3 separate regions of the Mus musculus genome follow, and all the other regions are linked to region 3. A link is a loop called in an ENCODE intact Hi-C map of the cell type or tissue named here. Cell type or tissue: heart. All regions are shown on one strand. Links, peaks and the distances in the headings refer to the core of each region. The heading gives the core; the rest is flanking DNA.

Evidence for each region. Peaks named below come from ENCODE experiments on the same cell type or tissue, not always from the same donor. Only the 100,000 strongest peaks of a DNase experiment are listed, where the experiment ranks them.
Region 1: a loop joins it to region 3, with 7 times the contacts of the local background. A loop is called at or near these places in 9 of 42 quality-filtered maps.
Region 2: it touches region 3 in a loop (2.6-fold over the local background); 2 of 42 quality-filtered maps call a loop at or near these places.

The regions. Positions count from the first base shown.
Region 1 is chr6:114,071,529-114,081,781 of GRCm38, reverse strand. No RefSeq gene overlaps it. Among named protein-coding and RNA genes, the nearest start is that of Gm36023, 18 kb to the left of the region's middle. In heart, for the core only: a CTCF peak has its summit at 4,964; no DNase peak of the experiment used is centred there; H3K27me3 peaks cover 2,446 bases.
Region 2 is chr6:113,726,569-113,736,821 of GRCm38, reverse strand. It overlaps Sec13 (SEC13 homolog, nuclear pore and COPII coat complex component), which reads left to right. Exons shown (of 9, transcript NM_024206.4): 3 at 335-450; 4 at 1,614-1,765; 5 at 2,143-2,276; 6 at 5,915-6,048; 7 at 6,364-6,487; 8 at 7,080-7,226; 9 at 8,359-8,770. The coding sequence ends at 8,472. Among named protein-coding and RNA genes, the nearest start is that of Sec13, 9.0 kb to the left of the region's middle. In heart, for the core only: no CTCF peak of the experiment used is centred there; no DNase peak of the experiment used is centred there.
Region 3 is chr6:113,632,644-113,642,896 of GRCm38, reverse strand. It overlaps Irak2 (interleukin-1 receptor-associated kinase 2), which reads right to left and starts at 4,430. Exons shown (of 13, transcript NM_172161.4): 1 at 4,256-4,430. The coding sequence starts at 4,349. In heart, for the core only: no CTCF peak of the experiment used is centred there; a DNase peak (open chromatin) is centred at 4,466; H3K4me3 peaks cover 901 bases; H3K27ac peaks cover 1,093 bases.

The sequences.
Region 1 (10,253 bases), core at 1,210-9,209, 440 kb before region 3:
ATATACATACTTTAACACACATTCACAACTGTGTACACATATACAGATACATATACACACATACCCATATGTACACATGCATATATATATATATATATATATATATATATATATATATACATTCATGTATACATTATACACACATACATATATGAGCACACATATGCACATGTACATATGTATGTCCATAAACATATACACATGCACTCACATACATATACATATGCATATGTGCACATACTTGCATGTTCTTATCTATTTGCATACTCCAAGGTCTACAAATGAGAGAGAGTGTGCCATCTATCCATCTGCCTTATTTCACTCAATGTCATCATTTCTACTCCATTAATTTTTGGGGGAAAGGCAGAACCCATTCTTTGCTGAATAATTTAATGTGTTGTGTGCATGGACCACATTTCGTCTGTTCCTGTGTTGATGGACACCCAGGCTGTTGCCATGACTTGGCTGTTTCCACTGTAACAAGCATAGGCATGCAAGTGTCTCTGTGGGGTGTGGACCTATAGTCCTTGTGCTGTGCCCAGGGGATGCAGTATAATAGTACCATTTTCATTTGGGGGAGGAGCCTCGCTTCTGAATTCCACGCTGTTGGCACCAGTTCACACCCCACCAGCAATGAGCAGGGCCCTTTTCTCCACATCCTCTCCAGTGTTCGTGGTTCTCTGAGTGACAGCCACTCTGAGTGGGAGAGAAGGGATCCCACTATGGTTTTCACTGCACTCCCTTGGCAGCTACAGCGCCTCGATCCTTTGGTACACTTATTGGCTCTTTGTTCCTCACCTTTGAGAGCTGTCTACTCTTTTCAATAATTCATTTGTTGGGCTGGATCATTCTTGGTATTTGGTCTTTTGAGTTCTTTATGTACTAGGATACTAATCCCTTTGGGTGCACAGCTAGCAAAGAGTCTTCTACTCTGCAGGCTCTGCCATCACTCAGTGCTTTGCTGTACTGTGGTTTTCCTTTGTCTTTGGTTTCATGCAATCCTACAGTCAATTCTGGCTCTTGTTCCCTGACCTCTTAAGGTCTTCAGAAGGTCCTTGCCTCTGCGTACATTTTACAGTGTCTTTTCCACGCTGCCCTGGAGTAGTTTCAGAGTTCCAGGTCTCACATTCAGGCCTTTGATTCATTTGGATTGATTTTTGTACAGGGTAAGAGGCTGGGATCTAGTTTCCTCCTTTTGCCCACGAATGCCCACTTTTCCCAGCACTGTTGGTTGAAGAGGCTGTCAATGAACGTTTTAGGCAGCATTGACTAAAGTCATGTCTGAAGCTCACTCCTCAGCTTTCCCTGGTTCTCCTAAAACCAGGGGCTTGCAAGTAGGCTTGCAAGATAGGACGAGCCAGGGGACGTTTTAGGAGCAGAGAGAAAGCTGTGGCACCCTTGTTTGTATAAAGTTTTATTTGACCAGGACCACACCCCCTCAACTACATACTGTCAGTCACTCTGCAATTGTAGGAAACTGTTCACTCTTCAGGCCTGTACAGAAACCACTCAACCAGGCCCAATGATAAGGAGGCTCTACTCTCAGCAGGGGGCATGGCTCATGCCACCAAACACAGGTACTGCCTGCTCTCTGGAGGTCCAAGACCCCTGGATTGTCCCAGGGAACTCCTCTAGAACTCCTGCAGCTCCTCCCACTCCAAGTTCTTCTGACCAGTTGTTGGAGCCTTTATGAGTCTTTGGCAAAATAATTCTTAAATCTTCAAATCTGGGAAGGAGACATTATCGAGAGCAACCGGCGACCTTTCTGGTGACTCTCAATGTCTCTCCACTTCGTTTTTAGCTTCTGTTACCCCAAGGACAGCAAGCGCCTAATTATTTCTTAACTAATCGTGTCTCCAGGGTTCTGAGGAAATCTAGCCGCTTGTCCTCCATTACGGCTTCCAAATTAGTTTCTCTGTAGTTGGGTGTGCTTTCTTTGTCTTTCTGTCTCAGTTTGGCCAAAAATAGTCTCTCAAAAGGAGAGCTAAATTCTCTGAGATTTTGTTCACTTCAATTAACTTTTCTTAGGAGTCTGACTGTGTTAATGAGGTCTTTGCTCCTCAGGATAAGGGTCCTAGATTGCTCGGCTGATTTTTTTTTTTTTTTTAATGTCAAGTCACCTTTTGTCCCCATCAGTATGGGGGAGGGGCAGATATAGAAGGTAACAGATCTGGTGACCACAGACTCTATGACTTATAAAACAAGGCCCTAGACATGTTTAGCCTCCATGAAAGCTGGTGTGTGTGTGTGTGTGTGTGTGTGTGTGTGTGTGTGTGTGTGCACATGCGCACGCAAATATGTGTGTGCTAGTCCACATGTCTGTATATATGTAGAGGACAGATATCAATCTTGGGTTGTTCACCAGGAATACTGCCCACCTCATTTTTTGACAGAGAATCTCCCACTGGCCTGGAACTTGCTACTTAGGCAAGGCTGGTGCCCAGCTGGGCCCAGGGGTTGCCTATCTCTACTTCCCTGCTCCTGTCTTTACATGGGCGCTGAGGATTGACCTCAGGCCCCGGCTTTACTGACTGAGCCATCCCCTCAGCCAAGTGCTGATATTTTAATGATAATGGGAGTGTATTCCCTCTTCTCCACTTCTGGGTTTACAGAAAAGTCAGCTGTGGTCAGAACTGGTTTTGATTGTCAAGTCCAGTGACGGAGCGCTCAGCCCTCCCTGCCCCTACCCCCCTTACAGCATGGTTCAGAGGCTGCTGGCCCGAGTGCTGTCTGCAGTTTTGCAAATGTGTGCACATGCCTTAGGGTATTCCGCTGCCTTCTGGAGCCTTGCAAGACATGAGCCTATTTCACAGATGAGAAAACTGAAACCCAGAGAGATTTAGCCACAGGCACAGACAGGGTCACAGAGCTGAGCAGGGGCAGGGGCACCACAAACACAACATCTCATGTCTTAAAGGAAGTTGTCTGTGACCCCAGTGAATGGCAGGCAGGCATGGCCCAGGCTGAGCCAGGTGTCTGATTACATAGGCCTCACTGGACAGGAGCCCAGGAGCTAGGCATGGTCATCTGGCCTCCTCCAGGGACTGAGGAAAAACAGGGGACTCCACACTGAGAAGCAAGGATTTAAGCTCCCTTTAAATCTTGGCTATGTCACTTTCCAGCTGGTTGGTGCAGGAGGAGTCCTTGTCACCTCATGCTTCAAGTTACAGAAATGATGGCCACCCACAGGCAGTGCTGAGGGTCCTAGGTCAGGTGTTCCATGAGCACCAGTTCCCTCCTCTCCCCTTCCATCTCCCTCCTTCATTTTCCTCCTCCCCCTCCTTTCCTTCTCTCTTCTCCCTGTCCTCTCTCCCTCCTCCCTCTCTTGCTCTCTTCTTTCCACTTGCCCCTCTGGCCTCTTGGCTTGGTCCACCTGCCCACAATTCGTCCAATCAAGCATCAATGCACAAAGCACTTTTAGATCCACTTACAAGGACTTTCAATGAGATGGAGCTTTAGAAATCTGGGAGTCATCCTGAGGGTGAATATATTGGACTCTTACTTCATCATGACATGGGCTAAGATGTTGACTTATGAAGAAAGACGTGGTCCATGGTTGGCCCATGGTTATGGGGGCCTCAGTCTGTGCCAGGCACCTCTATGGCATTCAGGCCTCATTTGAGGGCTCCAGGTGGCAATGATGGGAGTGTTCTATACAGGAAGTTAAATAGTTCACATCCTGCTTGGGAAGTAAAAGAAGTGGGGGAACCAGTGTCCCTCAGGCCCCTCCACAGGCACATGCTCAGAGATCTGTTTCCCTCCTAGCCCCACCTGTTAAGAGTCCCACCTCCTTCCAGTAGCCCCCAGACTGGGAACCAGGCCTTTAACACACAGGAGGGCAGGGCAGATCCAAACCACAGCAATGGGAGCCAGAGGATAGCAGAGGTTTACCGATGAGAGAGTCAAGGGGGCTGGAGGGATGGCTCAGTGGTTAGATGCACTTGCTGCTCTTGCAGAGGACCTGGGTTCAATATCAGAACAAGTTTGGTGACTCACACCCAACTGTAACTCTGAGTCCAGGGGATTCCTTGTAAACTGTGACTACGTGGGGGAAATCTGACTCTCCTCTCTCGGGGCTCTTTCAGAGGCCTTCTGAAGACAGGGCATATCTGTGACAGAGCAGCTAGGGAACTGGACCCCAGGGACTCCTGTCTTCCTGGGACCCAAATGCAGATCCTAACTCTGACCCACGACCAAGGATCAACCTTTCTGCATCTCAGAAATGCCATCTGTGAGGTGGGGTTCCTTGGTCATGGGTCTGTGTGAAGATTTTGTCTTAATCGCAGTCACATGGCCTGGTGATAGTAATAACTACGTTTAAGACATAGGTTATGAAAACATCCAGGAATATACATGTGCAAACTAAAATGTGTATGATGTCATTAGGTGTGATACAATGTCACAGAGGCGCTGACACATGGGTGGTCCCCTATATAGAAACATTGTTATGTAAGACATGGCCATGTTTATCATATTTTTATGATTAGCTATTACTGTGGAATATAAATGACATACATCATATCTGAATATATACATATATATGAATAAGCCAGGCATACCTTTAATCCCAGCATGTGGAAAGCTGACACAGGATTGTAAGTTTAAGGCCAGCCCAGGCTGTTTATCTGTCTCAAGAACAAAAACAAAACAACAAAAGATAGAGACTTTAACAAGTTGTACATTATACAACATTCCAGAACATACAGTAACCATAAGAATAACACCTTAAAATATGGCCAGGCACACCATACCTAATGCAAACGCCACTGCCTCCAGGAGTGGAAGGACCAGGCTGAATGCCTGCCTTTCTTCTGTAGAATGGCTCTGGGCTATTGGAGTGGTGAACTGGGGTAAAAACATGCTTTGGGGAGAGAATGGTTGGTAACCCTAGGTCATCAGAGTCTTCAGTGTGTAGCTGCACTCTCAGGCCAGGCACAGGGTGGCAGCCACACTGCAGGCTGCTGTTATGATCCAGGACAGCACTGGGTGGCAGGCTTGTCCTGGTTTTAAGGACACCAAGTCCCTGCAGTGTGGAGGAGGCACTGCTGGCTAAGTGCCTCTATTTTCCCACAACCTCCGCTGTCCCGGAGTGACCCCAGTCAGCCTGGAATGCAGATTTGCCACCCACCCTTGTCTCAGCCCTGGGAGCCCACTAGAGTCAGGGTGCCCACGGCTTTCCAGAATGCTCTGTGCAATAGGCAGATGCACTTTATCCCTTGGGGTCCTGTCACATCTGTTCTTCCCCTGACCAGACACTAACCACACAGTAGACCTGCACCTTAGTGCAGGACATCTTCATTCATTCCTTACATCAGCCCTGATGAACCTATCCAAGCAGCAGGACCAAGGCAGCCACCTGCCTCATAAATTCTGGTGGGGGTCATTGAAGATTGCCCTTCCTGGCTGGCTCTGCCCAGTCTGTCAGGGCCCCTCCCCAGCCCTGGAAACTAAGCATTTTCTTCTAGTCCTTCCCCAAGGTCAGCCTAGGACCATTTCCCGGACTCCCCTCTCCCTCTAAGGACACTGATGTAGGTCTCTCTCAATAGACACCCCATGCTGCCTGACCTCCAAGTCGAGCCTGCCTAGCGTACTCTGTCACCATAGATCATGTCTTCCAAGGTTCCTGCTCTCTGCAGTGATCTGAGTCTGAGCTGTCAGCGGATAACCATCCCCACAGGCCTGAACACAGACCCCCCCCCCGCCCCCAGCCCAGATCCCATCATTGTATGGCCTTGAACAGGGTAATTTCCTTCCAGGTGAGTCATTCTGACATAGAAAAGTGGCCAGTAGCCACTTCCCTACAGTGGTCAGCAGGATAGGAGCCAAAGTTCCCAGCTAGGTAACATGCTTCTGCCATAACAAGGAACATTCATTCATTCACTGTATATTGAGCATGCTCTATGAACCTAGCTCTAAAGACACAATGGTTGGCAAAGTCCAAGGCTGGACCAGCCTTTCTGAGAGAGCCATTTGAAATAATGTACAGCCAGCATGTCAGAATACTGGCAGTCACTGGACCCACAGTCTCAAAATTCCATGAGTGACCTAGTGTTGGGATTAGTGGTGACTCTATATCTGGTCACCAGAGATGCCGCATCTTGATTTCAGCAGGATCCAGGCCTCTGAGGAGGGGTGGAGTTACACATCTAGAATGGGGACCTTCACATTGTGGGGAAAGAAATCCAGAAGCCGAGACCATTCCCAAGAAGTTCATAGACAGAGCGCTTTCCCAAACTTTAACCTCAGGCCCTGCACAGCAGGACAGCATAGATCCCACCCTGGGTCTCCAGAGAGAGCAGGGATGGTGGCATGGTGACAGAAGTGGAAATTACCAGTGCTGGTGCCTCCAATCCCACCCCCTTGCCATGTTTTGACTCCAAGAGAAACTCAGTTTTAGCCAGGGAAGCTGGTTAAAGAGGAGGGCAGGATTCAGGGACACCATGACTTCTGCCTTATTGGAACAAAGTTTCAAATTGTTCCCACTGCACCTGCTTGGGGAAACTGTGTCAGAGCCCTTCCGGACCTGTCAGTGTTAGCCACCCACAACTTCTCAGAGATAGGCACTGAGTGGCTCAGGGTGGGAGGGGGAACTGTCCTAGTTTTGTAATTGGCTCCCATGGCGCTGCTCAACGGTTATTAAAATACGGACACAAAACCTCCCAGAGAAATCGCTCTGGGCCTCTATTTATCATGTGCTTTGTAAGACGGACAAGTGGGGGCCAGTCCATGGAAGGTCAGCGACCCGATGCTTCAAGGTCAGATAATTAACTTTCTCAGGATTTGCAAAGGGAACACGGATGACGACTTAGGGTCTCCTCACTTGACAGAGCCCACTGCACAGCTCTGGCCTCAGCACATGCTGTTCTCACCCGAGTCCTTTCTGAGGTGACTGTCCTCCCATCCCCAAAGCCTGCAGAGAGCAGGCAGGAGGTCAGCAAACTCAAGAGATGATACACTAAGTTCTCTTCCTGCCTGTGCTGTGTATTTTTCTAGGTCAGTGATTCGTGCAGCTGTTAGGCCAGCAGTGACAGTCTGCCCTAGGAACATTCTAGAAATGCCCATTTTCAGGTCCCTTCCCCAGAGAAACTGGACGTGCAACCCAGACATGCATGTGTTTGCACCTACTCCATGGCCAAGTCTGATGTCCATGATAGCCATACTCTGTAGAAGACAGCAGTAGAGAGCAAGGACTGGGGTGCCACTCCAACAGGGCTTCTGTCACCAAGGGGCTCCCTTTAGGAGCTGGGGAGCTCTAGGTGACCACTGTTGCAGATCTCAGGACAGCAGTCACAGCCAGTGTGACAGCACTCAGGTAGGTGAGGAGAAGGAGATGGAAAAGGGGCAGGATGAGGTGAGGTCAGGGCCAGAGGGTGAACTAACTCACTCAGCAAACATTTGCCAAGCTCCTGTTATATGACTTGAGTGTTTGTCATGTCTTGGAAGGTCACACAGTCATGCTGTTTGGAGGGGAAGCCTCTGGAAGATTAATGGGTCCTGGGGGCTCTGCCCTCGTGGAGTACTAACAGGCTTGTGGGCCATTCAGGAATGGCTTTCTTAAGAGAGTGAGCCCTGTCAGGCACTCTTGCTTCCTCACCAAGCAGTGCTCTGTCACCTATGGACCTTGCAGAAGGCTCCTGTCCTTTGCAGCCCCATTACCTGGGACCCCATCTTCCAAAACTACCAGGTAAAGGGATGGGATTGTTTGTTTTGTTTTGTTTTAATAAATGATCCAATCTCAGGTACTCTGCTCTATTATGTTTTAGAATTAAATCTAATTTATATCTACATGTATGTGTGTGTGCTTGCACATGTGTGTGGAACTGCCCTCTAAGGCCAAAAGACAATGTAAGATTCTCTGGTTGCAAGCTATCTAAAGTGGATGCTGATAAATTCAAGTTCTGTGCAAGAACAACACATGCTCTTAACCACTGATCCATCTCTCCAGCCCAGATTCTGTTCTGGACTCTGGGAACATGGGCAACAGAGTCCCTGCTCTTAGGAAGGGTGTGGGTTTGCAGGATAAAAGGATGAAGGAGCCTTGGGCTGTTGAAGGCAGTGAAGGTGGTCAGATAGAGAGGAGCTAACTCAGAGGAAATGGAAGGGATGACACACAGGGCTGGAGGTGCACATTGGGTGTGGGGGAAGTGGGAGGGGCCAGTACACTCTTGGTGTGGAGGAAGTGGGGTCACAGAGCCGCTCTACTTCTCCAGGTCAGATGAGGTCCCCATGTTCACCACCACCTCCAGGGGCAGCTCAGGGGCCGCTCAGGCTTGTACGTATGACAGGAAGATCCTAGACATTCATCAAAACCAAACTACATCTGGGCTGTGGAAGTGCAGCTGCAGACATTATTGGGCCAGGTATTGGGAAAGGAGGTGACATATGACACGGCAGTTGAGCATGAACCCTTGGGGTACGAGAGTCACGGGACGATCCTCATCCTTAGGACAACCAGGTCTGCATTTACCTGCTTCATAGCTTAGGGAAGTTCTGGCTCCCAAACACAGCCACCTCCCCTGAAGGGAGTGGAGTGGCCGCTCTTTTATGAATGTCCCTGCCAACCCCATTTTAAAACTCAGTTGCCACAGGAACAGGATCAAGAGGTGGGGTAGCATCGCTAAGAAGTGACGGCCCTGACGGAGGGTTCTGCTCTGTGACTAAATTGTCACTGTAACTGCAGTGGTGACTTCCTGCCTCAATGCTTTACACCCTCACTTGCCTTTCTCGCCAGGCTCCTGGGCTTCAGCCTCCAAAACCCTGAGCCAGATAAACCTTCACTGTTTATAAATTACCCTGTCTAGGCTGTTCTGTTACAACCAAAGTAAACTGAGACTTTGTCCATAGTAGGAAACATTTGTGGGGTCTAGCCTCTGGAACAAGCTGGCTGAGCTCTGGTAGAAGCTTAGGTGAGCAGTGGGAAGCTGGGAATTTGGAATGGCTCACAAGCAGCCGTAGATGGAGTGACTGGATACATTCTTTCCAGCCTCACTTCAACAAGCCTTGATTTTTTTCTTCCCTGTACAATGGGTGGGAGAGTGTCCCATGTCTGAAGACAGGCGTAAAGATTAGGTGGGGTTTTTGTGCCTGTGCATATGGAACATCGAGGTCCAGCGTCACCCTCAGTCCCTTCCCATTTTTTATTTTGAGACAAGCTCGGCCATTGAACTAGGAGTTTACTGATGGGCTGGGATTGCTGGCCAGCGAGCCCTAGGAATCCTCCTCTCACCCCTTTCCCAGATCTGAAATTACATATATGTGCCACCACAGATGACTTTTTACATGAAGCCAGAGATTCAAACTCAGGGTCCCATGCTTGCCCAGCAAGCACTTCACCAACTGAGCCATCCTGCCAGCCCCTGGAATAGGTAGTTCTTAGCATAGCATCTGGAAGAAGCTGAGCCATCACTGAAAGTTGCTGCTGTTACGGTTGTCACCATCGTCATCGATACTTGTGCGTAGGGAATAATGTCTCAGAACTACCTGAGGGACATCCTGAGTGCTGATGCCCGTGTGGTCACCCACAGGGCCCTTTGATGTGACCCTCAGGAAGGAGAGAAGCAGGAGGGAACAGCAAGACACCAGCCACAACCCTCCCAAGAGTGGCAGAGCTTTGGAGAATACTGGTTAGGGCAGAATGGAGATGAGTTACAGTCATCCTGTTCCCAGACATCTTCCTAGATTTTTTTTTATGAAGGCTCCTTGCACTAACTTTTGGGAGCACAAATCCTGATTGTGCCTGTCCCTCTCTCGGAGTAAAAGCCCCAGATGCTGAAGCCGGGAATGGTCCACTCTTATACTTTCAGGTTTGGTCTCGAGGTATACAGCAGGTGCTTTAATGAAAAAAAATAAGTGACTGTAAAAAAGAAAGGAATACCTACATGAGTAAATCTATCCATTGGTTGCTCCAAGAAGAAAGAAGCTGGGCTTGGAGTCGAGGTTCCCTAGACCCTAGAAGCCTCTTGGCAGCATCCAAACGGCTCTTTCCATTTGGACACAAGGTGGCGCCACCACCACCATAAAGCCCTACAGACAAGGCCATCACCCTTGGTAGATGGATCAGTGAAAGTAGCCCTCGGTCTGGGCAGCAGCTGCCTGAAAAGGAAAAGGGAGGCTTCACTGTCCTCTCCACTCCTCCTTCTTCAGTAGATAATCACTGGGAAAGCTTACCCAAACAAGACCCATCTTCTCTCTCCATTTGGGGGCCATCCTCTTTCCTTCTGAAGCATCCCAAACTTACAGAGGGACGCCCCTGT
Region 2 (10,253 bases), core at 1,037-9,036, 94 kb before region 3:
ATTGAACTGAGGACCTCTGGAAGAGCAGTCAGTGCTCTTAACCACTGAGCTATCAGTCCAGCCCAAAAAGGGTTTTTAAATGGGCTTGCAAGCCTACTTACCAGGAGAGCGGGGCCTGACCCAGTGGGAAGGTGACCTTCCAGAAGAATCATTTTCCTTGAGTTGAGAGGTGACAAAGTGACGTTAGGGTCCATACCGCACATCCTTTGAGAGGTTGTGAATGCTTCAGGTGACAGCTGACTATCCCTGAAGCCTGATTCAGGTCTACACTAGGCCCTGGCTTGGGGGTTAGCCACGCGTCCTGCAGGCTTCCCTAGCTGTCCTCTCCTTGCAGCATGATGCACAGATGGACTACTACGGCACCCGCCTAGCAACCTGCTCCTCGGATAGGTCCGTCAAAATTTTCGATGTGCGGAATGGAGGGCAGATCCTCATCGCAGACCTCAGAGGGTAAGTGTAAACACACATGGAGAAGGCCACAGGGTAGCTGGATCCTCAGGCCTGGGAGGAAAGGGGAGAGTACAGATTCCCTGCAATCTCAGAGTACATTTAGCAGTGAGCCCTTAGCAGAGGTGCAGGTAAGGCCACAGATACATTCAAGTATGATCCCCAGTTCTATCACCAGGAGACCTGGGAAGTGAGGCACTTTGTCTCTTGAAGCCCTCCCCTGCTTAACCTCAGATGGGATAATCCTGACTCTATCCAGGGCCCATCCTCAGTATCTTTGATGTGGGCAACACTGCCATGTTCAGAAGCAATGAGCACTACAGTACCAACCTGCACACATTTATGCATTTCACCTAAAGACAATTTTGTGGAGTTTTCTCCTTCTACCTTTCCATGGCTTCCAGGGATTGAACTCTGGCAGACACAGCAAGGGCTTTACCCACTAGGCCATCTCGCTGGGCCCATAAGACAAACTTTACACATCCTCTTGTTCTGTTTGCCCATAGCAGATAGATGGCCAGGGATTATTTAAAAGATGTTTGCTTTTCTCTCACCCTCTAGCCCTTGGGGTCTTGGCTCATTTTCAAGGTCATATCTCTGTTTTCCTTCAGAGGTTTTGACATAGTATAGGTTCCTTACCTGGGTACCTGGGTCTGCTAAAATTCCGTGAATAGGGTGACAAGTTTGGCAAACTGGGACAGAGAAGACAATCACATTTATTTACATGACTCTGAGTTTACCATTTCCTTCTATTTTGGATGTAGGCTGGAAACTCCAGTAATGACTGTAGACCTGTCACTATGTCACCAAGAAAAGTTTTCATCTTACGTGTAGTTGTCTGAGAATATCGTTTGTGCTCATTATGACTTTGAAATTACATGTTTTTAGACCTGCTACTTGTTACTTGGTTTTGGCAAAGAGGCAATATAATGTTAAGTAAGTCATTTCAAGATGCAGAGTTCTCATTCTAAACCTAGTAGAACACAAACCAAATTTAAGTGTGGTGGCACATCTGGCAGGATCACAAGCTCAAGGCTAACCTGAGCTACAGTAGAAGGCCCTGCCTCAAAAAACAAAGACAATGGGAACATTGTGTTGTCTCTCCAGAGGGAACTGGTACTGTGTGTCCCCTGACCCTCTGAGCAGCCTGACTCCCTCCCTTACAGACATGAGGGGCCAGTATGGCAAGTGGCCTGGGCCCACCCCATGTATGGCAATATCCTGGCCTCCTGTTCCTATGACCGGAAAGTCATCATCTGGAAGGAGGAAAACGGCACTTGGGAGAAGACCCATGAGCACTCGGGACACGACTCCTCAGGTATGTAGAGTTGGCGAGTGCGTAGGAAGGTCTTATGGGTGGGAAAAGCCCCGGCTCTGCTCGCATCCCAGACCCTTCTCTTGTTGTTGTCCATCCTTTGGACATTTGTTGGCTTTTTCACTGGTCTATCCACAGCAGAGGTCAGTCCCCAAGACTGACCAGAGAAAGAAGTTTAGTAAGAACAGTGAGGCTTTCCAAGCTCAGCCTTGAATCTCAGGGTGCCTCTCCTCCTTGCTTTGTGAAGACAGACAAATGCTGTTAGGTGTTCATTTGTCCTCATTTGGCCAAATGTCAAAAGACTGCTGGCAGTTCCTGTGGTTTTTAGCGCAGTAGTAGATATAGGATGAAAACCTTCTCACTGTACCTCCTTTCCACAGTGAACTCTGTTTGCTGGGCCCCTCATGACTATGGCCTGATCCTGGCCTGTGGGAGTTCAGATGGGGCCATCTCACTGCTGACCTATACAGGGGAAGGCCAGTGGGAAGTGAAGAAGATTAACAATGCTCACACGGTGAGTCCAGCCCCTGCCTTTTGCATGAAAGAGAGAGCAATTGCTGTATTAAAGTCTTCTGTGCTCCTAGGAAGAGAGTGGGTGTCCTGGCTGAGCAGTGGCTAGGAAGGGTTATAGGTTAGACTTGCTGGAGCCACCTTCTCAGCCCAAAGCAGAGGTGGCACTGGTTTCTACAACTAAGACCCAGGTTGGGGACAGAAGCATAGGGGTACTTTGACCAGCCACCTGGCTACAGAAGCCTGAGGCTGACAAGCACTGTGGGTCCCCAGAACTCAGTGAGTTTTAAAGACTGGCCTAGATATCTAGTTCCTGTGCTTTCTGGTCCTTGGACCTTAGGTATGAAATAGGCCAGAAAGCATGGTGTAAAGTGGAGACTCACGTTTCTTGAGCCCCTAACTGGGTATCCTGTAATTCTATAAAATACGCACACATGAAAGAACAAATGGATGGGCATGGTGGCAGACTCCTTTAATTTCAACACTTGAGAGGCAGAGGCAATTATTAGTAAATGTTGCTATGAATGTTTATGGGTTTATGTTTATGTTTCTAATCTCCTACCCTTAGGAATGTATCTTCCTATGAAACAGTTGGGCCATCTGACAATTTCATGTTTGCCTTTTTGCATTTTCTATTAGTATATATTCATTGTGTAAAATTACAAGTTTGGACATTAAAAATACATGCATATCCTACAGTTCGATCATATTCACCTGTTACCCTCTCTTGTATTCTCCTCCTCCTCCAGATAATCTACTTCCTCTTCCCAAATAGTCTCTTGTCAATATTACCATGTCTTGGTTTTTTTATGCCTATATTCTGTATATAAGAGAAAATATGATAGTTGTCTGAGTCAGGCTTGTTTCACTTAACATGGTGATCTCCCAGTCCATCTATTATCCTGAAGATGAAATACTTTCATTCTCCCGAGGCAGAACAGAAACTCCACTGTATGTCTAGGCTGTTTTCTTTGATGGTGTACACAGGGCTTCAGATCGTAGCTGCTTTGAATTGTGGTAAAGGTGTATGGGTGAATTATTCCCGTGCCGTGCTGATAAGAGTCCTTTGGGTATACATCCAGGATCTGTAGAGCAGGATCCTGTAGAGTTCTTTTCTGTAGTGGCTGCACTAACTTACAACCTCACCACCCTCAGCATTGCTGCCAGCCCTCTGTAAGCATCTTTCTCCCACCTCATCCACCCTGGATGGAGTTTGCAGCTGTTTTCTTGATGGCCTCTTTGCATGTGTTTTTAATTTCTTGAGTAACTGGACATTGTTTCGTGTATTGTTGACATTTTTCCAGTTGATTTTAGTTAGGGTGTGTATACACATAATGAGTACAGTGCCTTTGGAGGCCTCAGTCATTGGTTTCCCTGGAACAGAGTTGTGTTGTTTGGTTGCAGGATCTCGATGTTGTAAAGCTCCCTCTTCGTACTGCTTTTGCTATCTTTCCACTTAATGTACTACTTAGGTTTCGTATGCTTTTGGTATGTTTCCATTTACATTTATTTGATTTAAGACATTTTCTCAAGCTGGGCAATTGCATCTCACACCTTTAATTGCAGCATTTGGGGAGCAGAGGCAAGCAGATCTCCAAGTTTGAGGCCAGCCTGGTCCATAGAACTAGTTCTAAGACAGTCAGAACTACACAAAGAAACTATGTCTCAAAAGCAAACAAACCAACCCAAAAAACACGTTTTATTTCCCACTTAATTTCTTTAGTAATTTATTGTTCAAAACTATAATACACACACATATGTTATTTTTCTCCTTGCTGTGGCAAAATCTCTGGTAAAAGCAACTCTAGAAAGGAAAGGCTTATTTTGACAGAAGCCTGTCAACTGGTGAGACAGGTGTCACATGGCATCGGTAGCAGTCAGGAAGGAGAGGGGGAAGTTTTGGGGGCTAGTGTTCAGCTTATTTTCTCCTTTTGATGCAGCCCAGGATCAAGCCTTTGGAATGGTGCCGCTTCAGTTGAGTGTTCTGGAAATGTCCTCGTAGACATCCCTAGTTGTTTGTGTCCAAGATGATTCTAAATCAAGTCGATAGTGAGGATTAGCCATCTCGGTCTCCGGGTGTAATTTCTGCAGTTTCTCTTGCTGTTGATTTCCAGACTTGGTCCATTTTTTATCAGAAATATGACATTATTTCAGACTTTTGAATTTGCTACCATTATGTATCTGAGGCCCTCTCTTTTCTTATCAATTGATCATGTGACCTTGGTATCGTACTATTATTGCCTGGTTTCAATTCTGTTTGCCTGATTTCTTAACCTTTCATATTTAATGACTGTGTCTGGTGCTAAGGTGAGTTATATCAAGCATACTGTTGGTTCTTGTTCAAAGTTAGTCCATCTGTGTATGTGTAGAGTATGCACGCATACATGGTCATACCCATAGAGGCAGATCAATGTCTGATGCCTGTCACTGTGCACCATATATGTTGAGACAGTCTCCCACTGAGACCAAAGCTCACTAATCTGGATAGACTATCTGGCCAGTGAGCTTCAGGGAGTCCTCCTCTCTCTGCCCTACTAGTGCAGAACTGGGCAAGTGCACATTACTATGCCTGGTTGGTTTTTCTGCTGTTTCTCAAAGGGTTTCTCTGTGTAGCCCTGGAACTCGATTTGTAGACCAGGATGGCCTCAATTCAGAGATCCACCTGCCTCTGCCTCCTGAGTGTGGGGATTGAAGGCTTATGCCACCACGCCAGGCTCATGCCTGTTTTTTTAGTGTGTGTTCTAGGGGTCCAAATTCAGGTTTAACAAGTCCTGAGCCATCTTCCCAGGCCTAGTCTGTGTCTTTTTTTTTTTTTTTTGAGACAGGGTTTCTCTGTATAGCCCTGGCTGTACTGGCACTCACTTTGTAGACCAGGCTGGCCTCAAACTCAGAAATCCTCCTGCCTCTGCCTCCCAAGTGCTGGGATTAAAAGGCGTGTGCCACCACTGCCTGGCGTTTAAGCCCTCCTTAATGTGCCTTTTCTAGCTTATCTTTGTAGCTTGATGACTCGCTGTATTAATGTTTCTTTGCTGTTCCTCATTTGCATGTCCATTGTTTCTAATGGTATGTGCTCTGAGAGTAGTCTTTCTTCCTCCCTCTGGTACAGGACTCTCCACCATTCACAAAGTGCTAGCTTTGAGGCCAAGTCCCCTTGGATTATACTCATTTCTCTCTTGATTCTGCACTGTAGTCCTGTCATTTTCTGTCAGGACTTGAAACATACCACTTTATGCCTTTCTGATCCCTAGGATTTTTACTGAGTAGTCTGTTGGTATAATATTTGCCTTTAAGGCTAACCCCTACTTGGTGTGTATGTACTTGTTAGTACAGGTATATGCAGGTGAATGTATAGGCCCAAGGTCGATATCAGATGTCTTGCATTGTTGCTCTTCACATTTGAGACAGGATCTCTTACTGAATCTTAAGTGCACATGGATTTGGCTAGGTTTGTTGGCAGGTCAACAATCTTGCTGTCCCATGTCCCCTTATCCTGCCTCCCATGCTGGTTTTAATTGCTCATCACATTATCTGTGTGCTGTAACCCAAGTCCTGACAACTAGAGGGAAATCACCATGAGTGCATGGAAACATTTATTTTATTGCTATGCAAGAACATAGCATCACCACAGGTTCCCTTCTGCAGATTGGCTGTAATGCTGTCAGTTGGGCCCCAGCAGTTGTGCCTGGAAGCCTTATAGACCAACCATCAGGGCAGAAACCCAATTACATCAAGAAGTTTGCATCAGGTGGCTGTGACAACCTCATCAAGCTATGGAGGTCAGTGAGTTGTGTGGACATCTCTTCTGCTGCCTGTCATTGCTCAGCTACCGTGTACAAAAAGCAAGATCACCTTTCTCCCTGCCAGTAAAGTCTGTCAAGACTTCCTTTTTAAAACAAACACCTTGCTCCTTTTCTAAGCACTTTAGTATTCCCCAAACTTTGGAGCTATGGATGAAAGGGCATTTCCTGGAGACCTTAGGGGCAGGAATTCTACTCATTGGTCTCATTGAAGAAAACATGAAAGGTTACCCCTTTACCCAAGGTGGAAATGACCAGCCAGCCACTGTGTTCCTGCTCTGATTTCCTCTGCAGGGAAGAGGAGGATGGCCAGTGGAAGGAGGAGCAGAAGCTAGAGGCACACAGCGACTGGGTCCGAGATGTTGCCTGGGCCCCCTCCATTGGCTTGCCCACCAGCACCATTGCCAGCTGCTCTCAGGTCAGGCCCATCCCCTATTTTCACACTAGAGTTCGTTCCTTCCTTCCAGTCTGCCCAGAGGGAAAGGTGGGTAGTAGGCACCTTTAGACTTGGACAGAGAACAGAAGGATCCTATAGGGCCAGCGTACAGTGAGATGAGTCCAATGTGGCTTGAGAATAGTGTCAAGCTTAGTCCCTCCTGACCCTCATGTAGGAGGAATGGAGGCACCTTGGGTCCATGTACTAGTCATCCTTCCCTTATTTCCTGTCATCACTGGGATGAGAAATAAGAGGCAGGGATTTCAGGTCCATTAGTGTTTTTATTGGACATTCTTGTTTGCTCATTTGTAAGATGATTGTCCCTGTTCACATGAGACACACTAGTCAGCCAGGAAGAAAAACAGTCTGTTTATAGCAGTTCTCTGAATTCATCCCTGAAACCACAGAATCCAGGCCCCAGCCTATTTGTGAGATGTGTTCAGGGCGAAAGGATCAGAAGCAGGACATTGGAACAGACTCTTTAGTGTGGCTTTCCTCCTTCTCTACTGGTACAGATAACCCCCCCTGGGGAGAATGCTTGTACCCCCATCTCCTGATGTGTTTCTTTCCCTAGGATGGTCGAGTGTTTATTTGGACCTGTGACGATGCCTCAGGCAATATGTGGTCACCTAAACTCCTACACAAGTTCAATGATGTTGTGTGGCACGTGAGCTGGTCCATCACAGCCAACATCCTGGCTGTGTCAGGTGGAGACAATAAGGTATACCTCATTGGGGGACGTGGGCGGTGAGGGGTGCAGCATATGGGCCCTAGTGGCTCCATCATAGAGGGAGATCTGAACTATAGCTTGGGTGCTCCAACCCTCTTGAGGGCTGACACACAACAGGACTTGCATAGCTGCAGTGTAGCCTGACCTCTGCAAGGAGAGCCTGGGGCTCTTTCCTAAGCATCAGGATAGTTCACAGAACTTTTACCACCTCCTACTTCTGACACGAGCCAAGTAACCACTGGAAAGACCAACAAAGGGCAGAAAAGGAGACTAGGGAATACCTCTGTATTTTCTGGAACTGGTAAAATAGACTTTAAGTGCTGTGTGACACTGTGCGGCTGATCTTCAGAATTCTTCAGCTTGTAAGACAAACTCAGCGCTTCCTTCACTACCCACTCTACATTATGTCCCTTTGTGGCTAGCTTATCTCATTTAGCATAATGGCTTTCCTTTTTAAAGCTAGCCATCTTTAGACAACATTGTTCATTGCTAAAAGACAAGTACAAACATTTCTTAACCCTCTACACGTAGCCTTTTCTGTTCTGCAGTTCCAGAACAGACTTGCAGGCCCCATCTCAAAGGATAGCCATCCTCCTTTATTTCTTTGTACCAGAGTCAGGACCTGATATTAATTGGCATCCCTGAAGCATTTTACAGTCTGCCTTCTCAGGCCATTTCTCACCCTATATATGCAATAAGGATTCTGCTTCTGTAGCAAGTTCAGGTGAGCTACACAAGGCATATGCCCTTCTGAGGAGCCACAGGGCAGTGTTGTTAGAGAACAACTACTCAGTTTCTTTCCAGGAATAGGCCTTTTCAGCTGTTTGCTCTACAATGGTCCCTCATATAATAGTGTCCTGTCTAACTTGTGCCGGCAACACTTGGTGGGTGACACAGATGACCCAACCTGGCCTGCTCTCTGCCACATACTTCCTCTCTCAGTGTCACTCTAGTTAGAGGGTGTTCCTATGGAACAAGGATTAGTCCTTCCCCTGCATTTTGAGAAGTGTAGCAGGTAGCGGGAGTCAAATGCTTTTTCCCTTGGCCTGTGTTTACACTGAGGATGTGGCTGAAGAGCAGCAGAACAGGCACAGGCCTGTGACTTTTGTGTGCTAACTTGCAGGTGACCCTGTGGAAAGAGTCGGTGGACGGACAGTGGGTGTGCATCAGTGACGTCAACAAGGGCCAGGGTTCTGTGTCAGCCTCCATCACAGAGGGCCAACAGAACGAGCAGTGACAGCACAGGCAGCCTGGCCTTCCTGTTACCTATTCTGGAACAACCTCCAAACAACTGGGAAGAAGAGTCCCAGTGCTACCAAGATTCCACACCCGAGTGCCCACACATGCAACACTGGGTGTTCACCTGCCTTACTGGGATCCCATGTGTTTAGTAATTTAACGTCCAGCTGAAAGTATTCATGTAAGGAACAAATGACTATTATTTTTAAATATTTTTGGCCATTTTTAACTATCTTTTGGTTAAAAGCTATCCAAGCTAATAAAATCATATTGCATAGAAACTTTACTGTCATCCCACACAGTGAGTGCATCTACCTAAATTGTGCTACTGCAAACATCTGTAGCCATGTTCCAGGCCCCATCCAATATGAAATCAGGAGCTCCACCTGCAAGGGGGAAATAGTCCCTCCTCTGGGTATCCCTACTCCATGGGATGGGATTGATGACAATGAGATGCTAACACATGCATACAGGTGACCAACCAGATGCCAGGCAAGGAATGTTAGCCCAGCCCTGGGCATTCTAACACAATGCTATTGGAAGCTGATGCTAACTGACTTTGAGCCATGTACCTCCTCCCAGCAGAGGTCTTGGAACCCTCACCTGAACTAGCAGTCACTAAAGCAGCTACCACCTACTGAAGCCTGCTGTTTAAGTATTTGGCAGAAGAGATAGAGGACTTACCTATTTGGTAAGGAGAAAGCGAGGATTAGTTCTAGCCTACTTCACCCCAAACTTGGTCTTAATCTGCTACAGAACCAGAGAGAGGGGTACTGTTATTTCTCATCCACAACATAAGTATATATACTCACACCAAACCTTCAGGTAGATACCAATGTCACCTCAGGAGAACCCCAAATGCCCCGTTGTGCTCCATTTATCTCTTACTTTTCATAAACTAGACTTCTTGTTTTGCTGTAACATGTTAAAAGCTGAACTGAAATGAGATGCCAGGACCTTCCCAAGGTCTCCCAAGTCACTCCACAGAACCCAGGCCCTCCAGAAATTACATGAAAACCACAACTTCCTTTCTTCCATGATATGCATGAGAAAAAGAAGGCTGGAAGGACCTTTCTTCTGCTGCTCAGCTCAGAATGCACGAAAGTTTGTCAACCTAAGGACAAGCCTGGCTTCCTATGCTACTTGCTGTTTTCAACAGTGATATGATGCATCACACAGCAATAAGGGACTCTGAGGACCAGATGAGGTGGTATGGTAAATGAAATTATGACCTTAAGAGCTCAGGACTGGAAGGGTAGTTCCATCTCTGGAGTCCACACACCCAGGAGAGTAGTCAGTGGAACAACATACTACTACTACACTGGGGAGAGTTCTAAGAAAGATGATAGGCATGGTGGGCATACTTGTAATGCCAGCACTTGGGAGGCAGAGGCAGGAGGACTGCCACAAATTCAAGACCCGCCTTGTCTACAGTAATGATTTCTAGGGCAGACAGAGCTACATATTGCTATCCTGTCTCAAGCACCTGCAGTTAACTTTAAAATTTCCTTTTCTTGTCTTGAGACAGGGTCTATGTAGTTCTGGCTATCCTGGAGCTAAATAAACATGTAGACAAGGATGGCCTTGAACTTATTAGCCTTCCTCTGCCTAGTGAGTGCTGGGATTAAAGATATGTACCATCACATCCACTTTAGGTTTGTTCTTGAAGCCAAACTGCCTTGACAAAAACCAGAGTAATCTATAGTAGTTTCACAGTATGAAAAAGCCTAACATTCTTTAGAGCAATGGTTCTAAACCTTCATGCTGCAACCTTTTAAC
Region 3 (10,253 bases), core at 673-8,672:
AACAAGATAAATAGTAGCCGTCCTTCGGGCATGGGAACCAGGACAGCCCCTCTGGAAAACACGTGGCACCGTGTCCTATAAGAGTGCAGTGCGCACTGTACTCCTCAGCACGCCTAGGTTCACTCCCAAGGGAAATGAAAGCATGTGTCCACACTGACACTTTGACACAAATGTCCTGCAGAGTTTTCATGACTGCCCAAGAACGAGAGGAGCCCAAATGTCCCTCAGTGGAGACATGGAGAAGCAAAAGATTGGACATCCATACACTGGAGTATTACTTGAATATAAAAAAGAAACTGGCCGGGCGTGGTGGCGCACGCCTTTAATCCCAGCACTCGGGAGGCAGAGGCAGGCGGATTTCTGAGTTCGAGGCCAGCCCGGTCTACAAAGTGAGTTCCAGGACAGCCAGGGCTATACAGAGAAACCCTGTCTCAAAAAACCAAAAAAAAAAAAAAAAGAAAAAAAAAAAAGAAAGAAACTGGAAAGCTAGGCAGTGATGGTGCATGCCTTTAATCCCAGCCCATAGGAGGCAGAGGCAGGTGGACCTTTGAGTTCGAGACCAGCCTGGTCTATAGAGGGAGTTCCAGGACAGCCAGAACTACACAGAGAAACCCTGTCTCGAAAACCCAAAAGTTAGAGAGAGACAGAGAGACAGAGACAGAGAGACAGACAGAGACAGAGAGGCAGAGATACTAGAACAAGGAGCACAGCCCTGCATGTGAGAGACCCTGGGTTCTGTTTTCATCACTGGAAAAGGAGGGAGGAGAGTAAATGAGAGAAACTGAAGGGGTGGAAGAGAGACATGAGGGAGGGGACGGAAGGAAGGAAGGGGATACAGAACTCACATTGACTACAACGTGGATGACCCTTTAAGACTTGCTAAATGCTGAAGCCATTCGCAAAGGACAGTGCACGCAGGATGGTCCCACTCACATAAAATGCTACAACAGAAAACACCTAGAGCGGAGGGGGCAGGGGCGGCGGGATGTATGGTGTGCACGTGAGTGTGTGTGAGCACTCACAGAGGTGCTCCTTAAATGTGTGGATTATGTGATGGTTGATAATGGGTTTGTTTGTTTATCATTTGATTGCTTGCTGCTTACTTGGTTTTTGGCTTTTTGAGACAGACCCTCAAAAGTAGCCCAGGCCGGAGTGGAATTCCATCCTGATCTTCCTACCTCTACTTCCTACATTCGGGAATTACACATCTGTGTAATAGGCTTTCTTACCCACCAACCCCTGCCTCCCTCCCTTCCCTCCGCCCTCCTTCCTTCCCTCCTTCTCTTTGTTATGTCATTCCAGTAGCTGAGCCCAGGCCCATAGGCACAGTAAGCACACACTCTACCACTGAGCCACACTTCAGCCAGAGTTCCCTGGGCAATCCAGTGGTAATAGACATCTTCATGGGCACCCTGAGACTAGGACAGAGCCTGCAAGGAGGGGATAGGAAGGCTGAGGGCACAAAGGAGAGTCACCTCCCTTCATCTCGGATGTTCCCGTCCCAGCCCTCGAGCTCCCTGGTAGTGATAAAGAGTGAAAATACATTCAAGAGATAAGAGCTCAATGCCAGGTATGTATAATCATAGCTTTGGAGAAGCTGAGGCAGGAGGATCACCAGTTTGAGCTATACAATAGAAAGCTGGGATTAAAAAAAAATTATCAAGGCAAAATACCTAGGATATATTTTAAGAGAGAAGAGGCAGGCTGTCTGTCGTGCATGACTGGTGTACAGAAATCACAAGATGGCTTAAATACGACATAAGTGTCTACACTTAAGGCAGTTGGGAAAGAGACCAGGAGGTGCAGTCCTGAGCACGGTGGGGCTGCATGGTCAGAAGCTAGCAAGCAAACATGAACAGCAACGGCCGTTACAACTGGCTCATGGAAGCCAAGAACATTCATCCCCGTGGAGAACTGGGCCTCATCTTTCTGCTCCTGATGTCTACAGTACTTTTCTTTGCACATCAACTCCTTTTCTTCCTGGGTAAAGAGGCTCCCTGACCTCCCCCCCCCCCCCCCCCGCTGAGCCTTGGGGGCTGCTGTGCTCTGTGCTTTGTGCTGAGGGGCTGTCCTGTTGGGTGTTCAGCCTCTGCATCTATCAAGGTGTGACAACTAGAGATGTCTCTGGACATTGGCAACTGCCACTGACAGAAAAAAAAAAAATCCCAGAATGAGAACCATAACCTTAAAATACTTATTTTTCCTTTCTTGTTTTCTTTTCATTCACAGGGCTGGGGGTGGAACCCAGGAACACACGCTAATTGAGTGCTTTGCCGCTGAGGAACATCCGATTCCTCGCATGCATAATATATATCCAAACTGGCAGGACAACACAAGACATGTCCACTTTATGTATCAAGTATAGCTGTGTAATAGATACTCATTGTAGTAAGTGCGCCTGGGTAGGGTCACGGGGCAACTGTGTGGAGTGGGCTCTCCCCTTCTAGCTTTACAAGGGTTCCAGGGATAAAACACGGGTCCACGGGCTTGATATTCAGTGCCTCCACCCATTGAGCAATCTTGCCAGCCTCCAGTATCGTAAACATCTTAATTAAACAATATATTACTGAAGTCAGGCATGGTGACACATAATCCCAGCAACTCGAGAGAGGTCACTAGGAAGACCAGAAATTCAAGGTCATTCTTAGCTAGGTAATGAGTTCTAGGCCAGCCTGGACTACATGAGATCCTGTATTACAACAACAACAACAATGGAACACACACACACATAATTTCATTTAAGAAGTTATATAGCTCACTGGCAAAATGCTTGCCTGACAGGCACAAGGCCTTGGACTCAATTCCAAGCACGACAAAAATATAATCAAGTAAAATTCATAAACACACACACATAAATCATTGCCAGGCAGTGGTGGCGCACACCTTTAATCCCAGCTCTTGGGAAGCCGAGGCAGGTGGATCTCTGAGTTTGAGGCCAGCCTGGTCTACAGAGGGAGTAGGACAGCTAGGGCTACACAAAGAAACCCTGTCTTGAAAAAACAAAAGGAGATTAAGTGGCAACAGTTACACTGCCTTTACCCACTGTTCCTATGTGCGTTTGACCTACAGGAATAAGGTAGCGGGGCTATTCCACACTTAGTGTATAGTGCTTTCCTGGGTTCCATCTCCAGCACCACATAAGCTGAGCCTGCAATCCCAGTATTCCAAAATGGAAGTGAGAGGGTCAGAAGTTCCAGGGCATCCAAGGCTAGCCTGAGCTACATGAGCCCCTTATTCCTTCCCACCCCACCCCCTACCCCACAAATACAAGAGATTCAAATTTATAATCCCACACTTAGGAGGCTGAGACAGGACAATGACAAATTCCAAGGCAACATGGGCTACATTAAAAAACACAACAACAAACAAACAAACAAACGAAAAACAGGTCTCAAAAGTCCAAGAACGTCACCTGGACTATGGCTCAGTGGTAGTGTGACTTTTCTAACAGGCACGAGGCCCTAGGATCAAAGTTCCCTCACTGCAGAAAAATAAATGACTAGCCAGGAATGGTGGACTACACCTTTAACTCAGTATTCCAGCAGGAGAGGCAGGTAGAGCTCTGTTAGTTCCAGGCCAGCCTGATCTACAAAGCAAGTACCAGGGCTACACTGGGTGACCCTGTCTCAAAATAATAAGAATGGAAAATATGCCACAGAATGACGACACTAAGGTAGGGAAGGTACATTCTTTGACACTATTTTATTTTATTTTATTTTATTTATTTATTTATTTTGGTCTTTTGAGACAGGGTTTCTCTGTTTAGCCCTGGCTGTCCTGGAACTCACTCTGTAGACCAGGCTGGCCTCGAACTCAGAAATCCACCTGTCTCTGCTTCCCAAGTGCTGGGATTAAAGTCGTGCGCCACCACTGCCCGGTTGACACTATTTTATTTTTACAACTGTATAAAGAATCTACCCTTGTCAGCTGCAGTTTATAGATTAAGGCAAGTTTCAGGGAAGTTAGGAGGGTGGCCCCAGATACCACAGGCTGCAAGGTAGATCACAGCCCTGGTAACAGCTCTACAAGCATACAGACAGCCAAAACTCGCCAAGAAGCTACATAGTGAGCAGACCACCCTAGGCTATAAGCAACTTCATAGGCAGCTCCAGCTCGTTCTGCAAAGTAAAGCAAAGCAGCAGCGTTCTACACAGGAATCCCCGGCCTCAGGTAACACGGGGCGGGGTGGGGGTGGGGGGGCGTGGATCTGTCTGTCTATCTCGGGTCCTGGCTCAGAGTAAGTAGTGTCACTCACCGAACTGCATCCAGTCCCACTCACTGAGCGTGTCGATATTGCGGCACAGGTCGTCCAGCACCCAGGACGGCAGCTGGTAGATGTAGCAAGCCATGGCGAGACTGCCTGGCGACTGAGCCTGTGGCGGAGGGCCGCGACTTCCCTAGTAAAGGGCGGCGCTGCCCGCGGCCCCACTGGGTAAGCGAGCAAGCTCCCCCGAGCGGCCAAGCGCGGTGTCACGCTCCACCCAAGCTATGGCCGAGAGCGGGCAAGCGAGCGCCTCCCAGTGGCATTCAGTAGCACATGCCACCCGACCCCTGGACCAGTGTCAGGAGTAGACCAAGGGCCTGGGAAAGGCATCCTACAATCCAGAGTTCCAAAGCACTCCCTGAGGCTGGCTAACTTGACCTCCACAGCCTCCTAAAATGCGCTCATATAACAGGTACTGGAGAGACTTAAGCGGAGAAAACCAAGAGATTTTGCCTTCAGTGTGGACAGAAGGAACGAATCAAACCTTGTGCTGAACAATTTAAAAGTGATCTGGGTAGGTGACACACCTGTAACCTCAGCTCTTAGGCTGGAGGACAGTCACAAGTTCGAAGCCAGTCTGGTTGCACACACACTGAGTTCCAAGGCAGGCCAAAGGGACTACAAAGTGAGACTTTTTTAAATTAAAAAGTAAACTCGCGCCGGGCGTGGTGGCGCACGCCTTTAATCCCAACACTCGGAAGGCAGAGGCAGGCGGATTTCTGAGTTCGAGGCCAGCCTGGTCTACAAAGTGAGTTCTAGGACAGCCAGGGCTACATAGACAAACCCTGTCTCGAAAAATCAAAAAAAAAAAAAAAAAAAAGTAAACTCGCAGTTGGTGGTGAACATATTTAATCCTAGCATTCAGGAGGCAGAGGCAGTAGGATCTCTGAGTTGGTGGCCAGCCTGGTCTACAGAATGAGTTCCAGAACAGCCAGGGCTACACAGAGAAACCTATCTCGGAAAAAAAAAAAAAACAATAATAAAAGGCAATAACAAATAGTTTTCATGTCAATAAAAAAATTCATATTTCGGGCTGGAGAGATGGCTCAGCATTTAAGAGCACTGTGCTTCCAGAAGTCCTGAGTTCAAATCCCAGCAACCACATGGCTCACAACCATCTGTAATGAGATCTGATGCCCTCTTCTGGGGTGTCTGAAGACAGCTACAGTGTACTTGTATATAATAAATAAATAAATCTTTTTTTTAAAAAAAGTTCCTATTTGAGGAGGTGGGGTGGAGAAGTGGTTCAGTGGTTGAGAGCCCTTACTACTTTTGGAAAAGCAGTTCCTAACACCAACGTGGCAGCTCACAAGAATCCCTATCTCTAGTTCCAAGGGATCCGATACCTTCTGACGTCCTTGGGGACCAGGCATGCACATGGTGTATAGACATACATGCAGTCAAAACACTTGTACACACAAAGTAAAATAAATTTAAAAACTTAAAGAAGTTCATTTTAGCCCTCGGTGGCTGTCTTGAAAAACAAAACAAAAACAAAAGGCTCATTTTAAATTTATTTTCTGTGTAGCTCTGGGTGTGGACCAGGTTGACCTTGAACTCACAGAGATCCACTTGTCTCTGCCTCCCGATTGCCGAGATGAAAGGCGTGTGCCACCATTCCAATCACTGTTTTGAACTTTATTTCTCTGCCAGGTCGGGGATCAAGCCCAGGTCCTTCGCCAGCTAGGCAAGTGTTCTATTGTTCTGCTTATCTTCCTAAGTTCCTGAAACTAGGTTTTGTGGAGTAAAATCCAGTCCACCGAACATCTGGATGGATCTTACCCTCCAGGAAGATAAATGTTGCTGCACCCTCTCCGGTCTGTCAAGTGTGACAGCCTTGGATCCTCCTCACAGCCTGCTCAGCACAAGGCTTGCTTACGTTCCCAATTCAAGTAAAAGTTTATGGACTGGGATACATGTGGCTTTGGTTCACAGGACCCACAGTTCACCAGGGTTTAAAAAAGCAAAACAAGTCAGGCAGTGGTGTCACACACCTGTAATCCCCAGCCCTCGGGAGGCAGAGGTAGGTGGATCTCTGAGTGAGGTCAGCCTGGTTTACAGAGGGAGTTCCAGGAGAGCCAGGACTATACAGAGAAACCCTGTCTACTGGGCAATGTCTGTTTAAAGTTGAAAAGAATAAAAATTGAGATTGACAGACATGTACTCCAGGCCTGGCATGATTGGAATGCACCTACAGTCCCAGGTACCTGGAAGGCTGAGACAGGAGGATTGAAGGTTTGAAAGCATCGAGGAAACTTGGCAAGATCCTGTCTCAAGATGAAGCCAAGTAGGGCTAAGACTGAAGCCCATATGTCAAGTTAGCATTTGTCTAGCATGACCAAGACCTTGGGCTCAAACCCCAGGAACCACCCAACACACACACACACACACACACACACGAAAATTCTGCATAACTTCTCTCTCTCTCTCTCTTTTTTTTTTTTTTTTTTTTTTTTTTTTTTTTTTGGTTTTTCAAGACAGGGTTTCTCTGTGTAGCCCTGGCTGTCCTGGAACTCACCCTGTAGACCAGGCTGGCCTCGAACTCAGAAATCCGCCTGCCTCTGCCTCCCGAGTGCTGGGATTAAAGGCGTGTGCCACCACGCCCAGCATAACTTCTCTTTTAACATCCACTATCTGTAGTGGGCCAAGTAGTTCAGCAGAGAAAGGTGCTCACCACCAGTCCTGACAAGCTGCTGCCAATCCTTGGGACCTACATGGTGGAAGGAGAGAACTCCCAAAAGTTGTTTGACTCTACATGTCCTGTGACATTCACAAATGTGTGTGTGAACAAACACACACACACACTCACACACAAATAAGTAAATGTAACGAAAACAATTTTAAAACCACCTTCAAGAACCAGGGAGATAGCCCAGCAGGTAAAGGTGATTACTGCTGTCTTAGGGTTTTACTGCAGTGAAGAGACACCATGACCAAGGCAACTCTTACAAGGACAACATTTAATTGGGGCTGGCTTACAGGTTCAGAGGTTCAGTCCATTATCATCAAGGCGGGAACATGGCAGCATCCAGGCAGACATGGTGCAGGAGGAACTTGAGAGTTCTATATCCTCATCTTGAACTGCTAGCAGAATACTGGCTTCCAGGCAGCTAGGAGGAGGGTCTTAAAGCCCACACCCACAGTGACACACCTACTCCAATCGGGCCACACCTTCTAATAGTGCCACTCCCTGGGCCGAGCACATACACACCATCACAGTTGCCATAACTGATGTCTAGCAGTCCATGTCCAGGACCCACATGATAGAAGAAAACCAGCTCCCAAAAGTTGTCCTCTGACCTTATGTACACCCTGGCCCAGGCATGCATGCCCCACCCCACCCCCACAAACACATACATGCAGAAATAAATAAATGTAACTTTATCTGTTTGTTTATTTATTGAGACAGTCTTATTGTGTAGCTCTGGCTAGCCTGGAACTATGTAGACTAAGCTGGTCTCGAAGTTACAGAGGTGAAAGGCATGTGCCACCATGCTTAAGTAAGTCAATGTGATTTCTAAAGGTTTTATTTATTTTATGCATACTGATGTTTTGCCTGCACGTGTGTCTATGCACTTATTACTTGCATGTCTGGTACCCATATGAGAGCACTGGAGTCCCTGCAGCTGCAGTCTCAGGCAGTTGTGAGCTGCTGTGTGAGTGCCGGACTCAAATCTCAGTCATCTGCAAGGCCACAGGGCCACCTCTCTGACCTCCAAATAAATGGAGTTTTTGAAGATGTCAGCCACTTTCTAGCTGGACGCCCACTATCAGCTACTGACTCCAGGACCAAGGCCAGAGAATCACCTGAATCCAGGAGTCCAAGGCCAAAGGATCCACAAGCATGTCCTTTGAGTTATTTCTGGGTTCTAATGGAGCGCGCATTGAGCTCAAACACTCGGGTGACTAAGATAGGAAAATCACAAGTTCCAGGCCAGCCTGGGCTCCAAAACAGATTCGGAGTTAACAAGTTAAAAGCCAGCACCCTGTTACAACTAAAGAATGTCAGCCGGGCGTGGTGGCACACGCCTTTAATCCCAGCACTTGGGAGGCAGAGGCAGGAGGATTTCTGAGGCCAGCCTGGTCTACAAAGTGAGTTCCAGGACAGCCAGGGCTACACAGAGAAACCCTGTCTTGGGGGAAAAAAAAGAATGTCATCCCCTTGTAGGTGAGCTGCTGATGAGGTGTATCCCTTGTCTAGCAAACACTCCCACAATTACCATAAGTGGTCCCCATGGCTTTCCTGGGCCTGAGTTATCCACCTAGTCTGGTATTAGTAACAATTTGTGGGGGCAGCTCCCAGGCCTGCTTTAACTTTTTCTACGTAGAAGTTACCCCACCCACTTCTACCCAGGCACCTATAAGTTCTAATTGATTTGGCTTACAGTACCACCAGGAGAAGTCAGGGCAGGAACCCGGAGGCGGGAACTGAAGCAGAAGTCATGGAGTGTTGCTTATTGGTTGTGCTCAGCCTGCTATACTACAGTACCTCCCAGGGACCGGCAGCCGCTGGCACTGTTCACAGTGGCCCTGGTCCTCTCATGTGAATCATAAACAAACAAACAAACAAACAAAGTCCGAAGACCAATCCTATCGAGGTACTTTTCTTTTTCCATCAATCAAAATGTCCTTTCCAGATGAGCTTACTTACCTTTGTGTCAAGTTGACATTAAAACTAGCCAGTGCCAGGCGTGGTGGCGCACGCCTTTAATCCCAGCACACTCGGGAGGCAGAGGCAAGCGGATTTCTGAGTTCGAGGCCAGCCTGTTCTACAAAGTGAGTTCCAGGACAGCCAAGGCTACACAGAGAAACCCTGTCTCAAAAAAACCAAAAACAAAAAAACAAATCAAAAAACAAAACAAAACAAAAAAACAAAAAACTAGCCAGCATATCTCCCAAATGAACCATCAGCTGTGCGTGGTGAGGACAGAGGCAGGGTGGTAGTTGAGGCCAGGAGTTTCAGGGGCAATCCCGTTGTTTCGGACGGGCCAGGGACCAGCAGCAGTGTGGTGCTGGGGATCGAACCTAGGGCCTCTGATGTGACAAGTCACACAGTGCTCCCCCACTGAGACACATTCCTGTCCCTCCAGTGCACTGATCCCAAACCCAGTGTTGTCTGCCTGGGTGGGCAGTGTTAACTACTTGTTCTAGTTGTTTCATAGGTTAAAAATCTGTTCTCAATGTGAATTTTTTTTGTTGTTTTTCTGCTTGCTTTTGTTTTTTGAGACGGGGTTCCTCCGTGTCACCCCGGCTGTTTTAGGACTTGCTCTGTAGACCAGGCAGAGCGGCTTGAGCACTATGAAAGGAGGCAGGCCTGGAGACTGAGGACAGAGAGGAAGAGCCTGATGTGAATCGACTGCCCCATCACTTGAGGCCACAGTGAAATCCCTGCCTGAGGCGCATGTCTGAGTCTATGACCACACAACAGCAGAGGTCTGTGTTAAGGATGTCTGTGACTCATATGACCGTCAAAGACCCCGTGGATGTCCTGGTCTGGGCTGCCACCACCTGGGACCATGTTGATGCCCAAGGGCTGTACAGAGCTGGCCCCACACCTCACTGGCTTCCTGCACTCAGGAGAGTGGGCCCACACACCTGGGCAGCACAGTAGAGCTGGCCCTGGTGGCAGGGGCCAAGAGTGAGCTGGGCCTGAGAGGGTAAACACAGGACAGCTGAACCTGCCACCTGCGGTAGGTGAGATACCACCCCCCACCCCCACCCCCCAATGCACACACACACTACTGCAGGCTAGAGAGTTGGCCCAGATGCAGCACTCTGAAAAGTGAGCACTGTACTTTTCCTGGGCAGCATAGTAGAACTGGCTCTGGAAGCATGGGTACAGACGAGCTAGCTCTGAGGGTATGAGAGTGGGAGAGCTGACCCTGCCCCTTGTTGGCTATGGCATTGGGTGAGCTAGCTCCAGGCAGTGCTGGAAAGCTTACCCTGGTGGTGTGGGTGTGGGAAAGCTGGCAGGCTGACCAACTCAGCT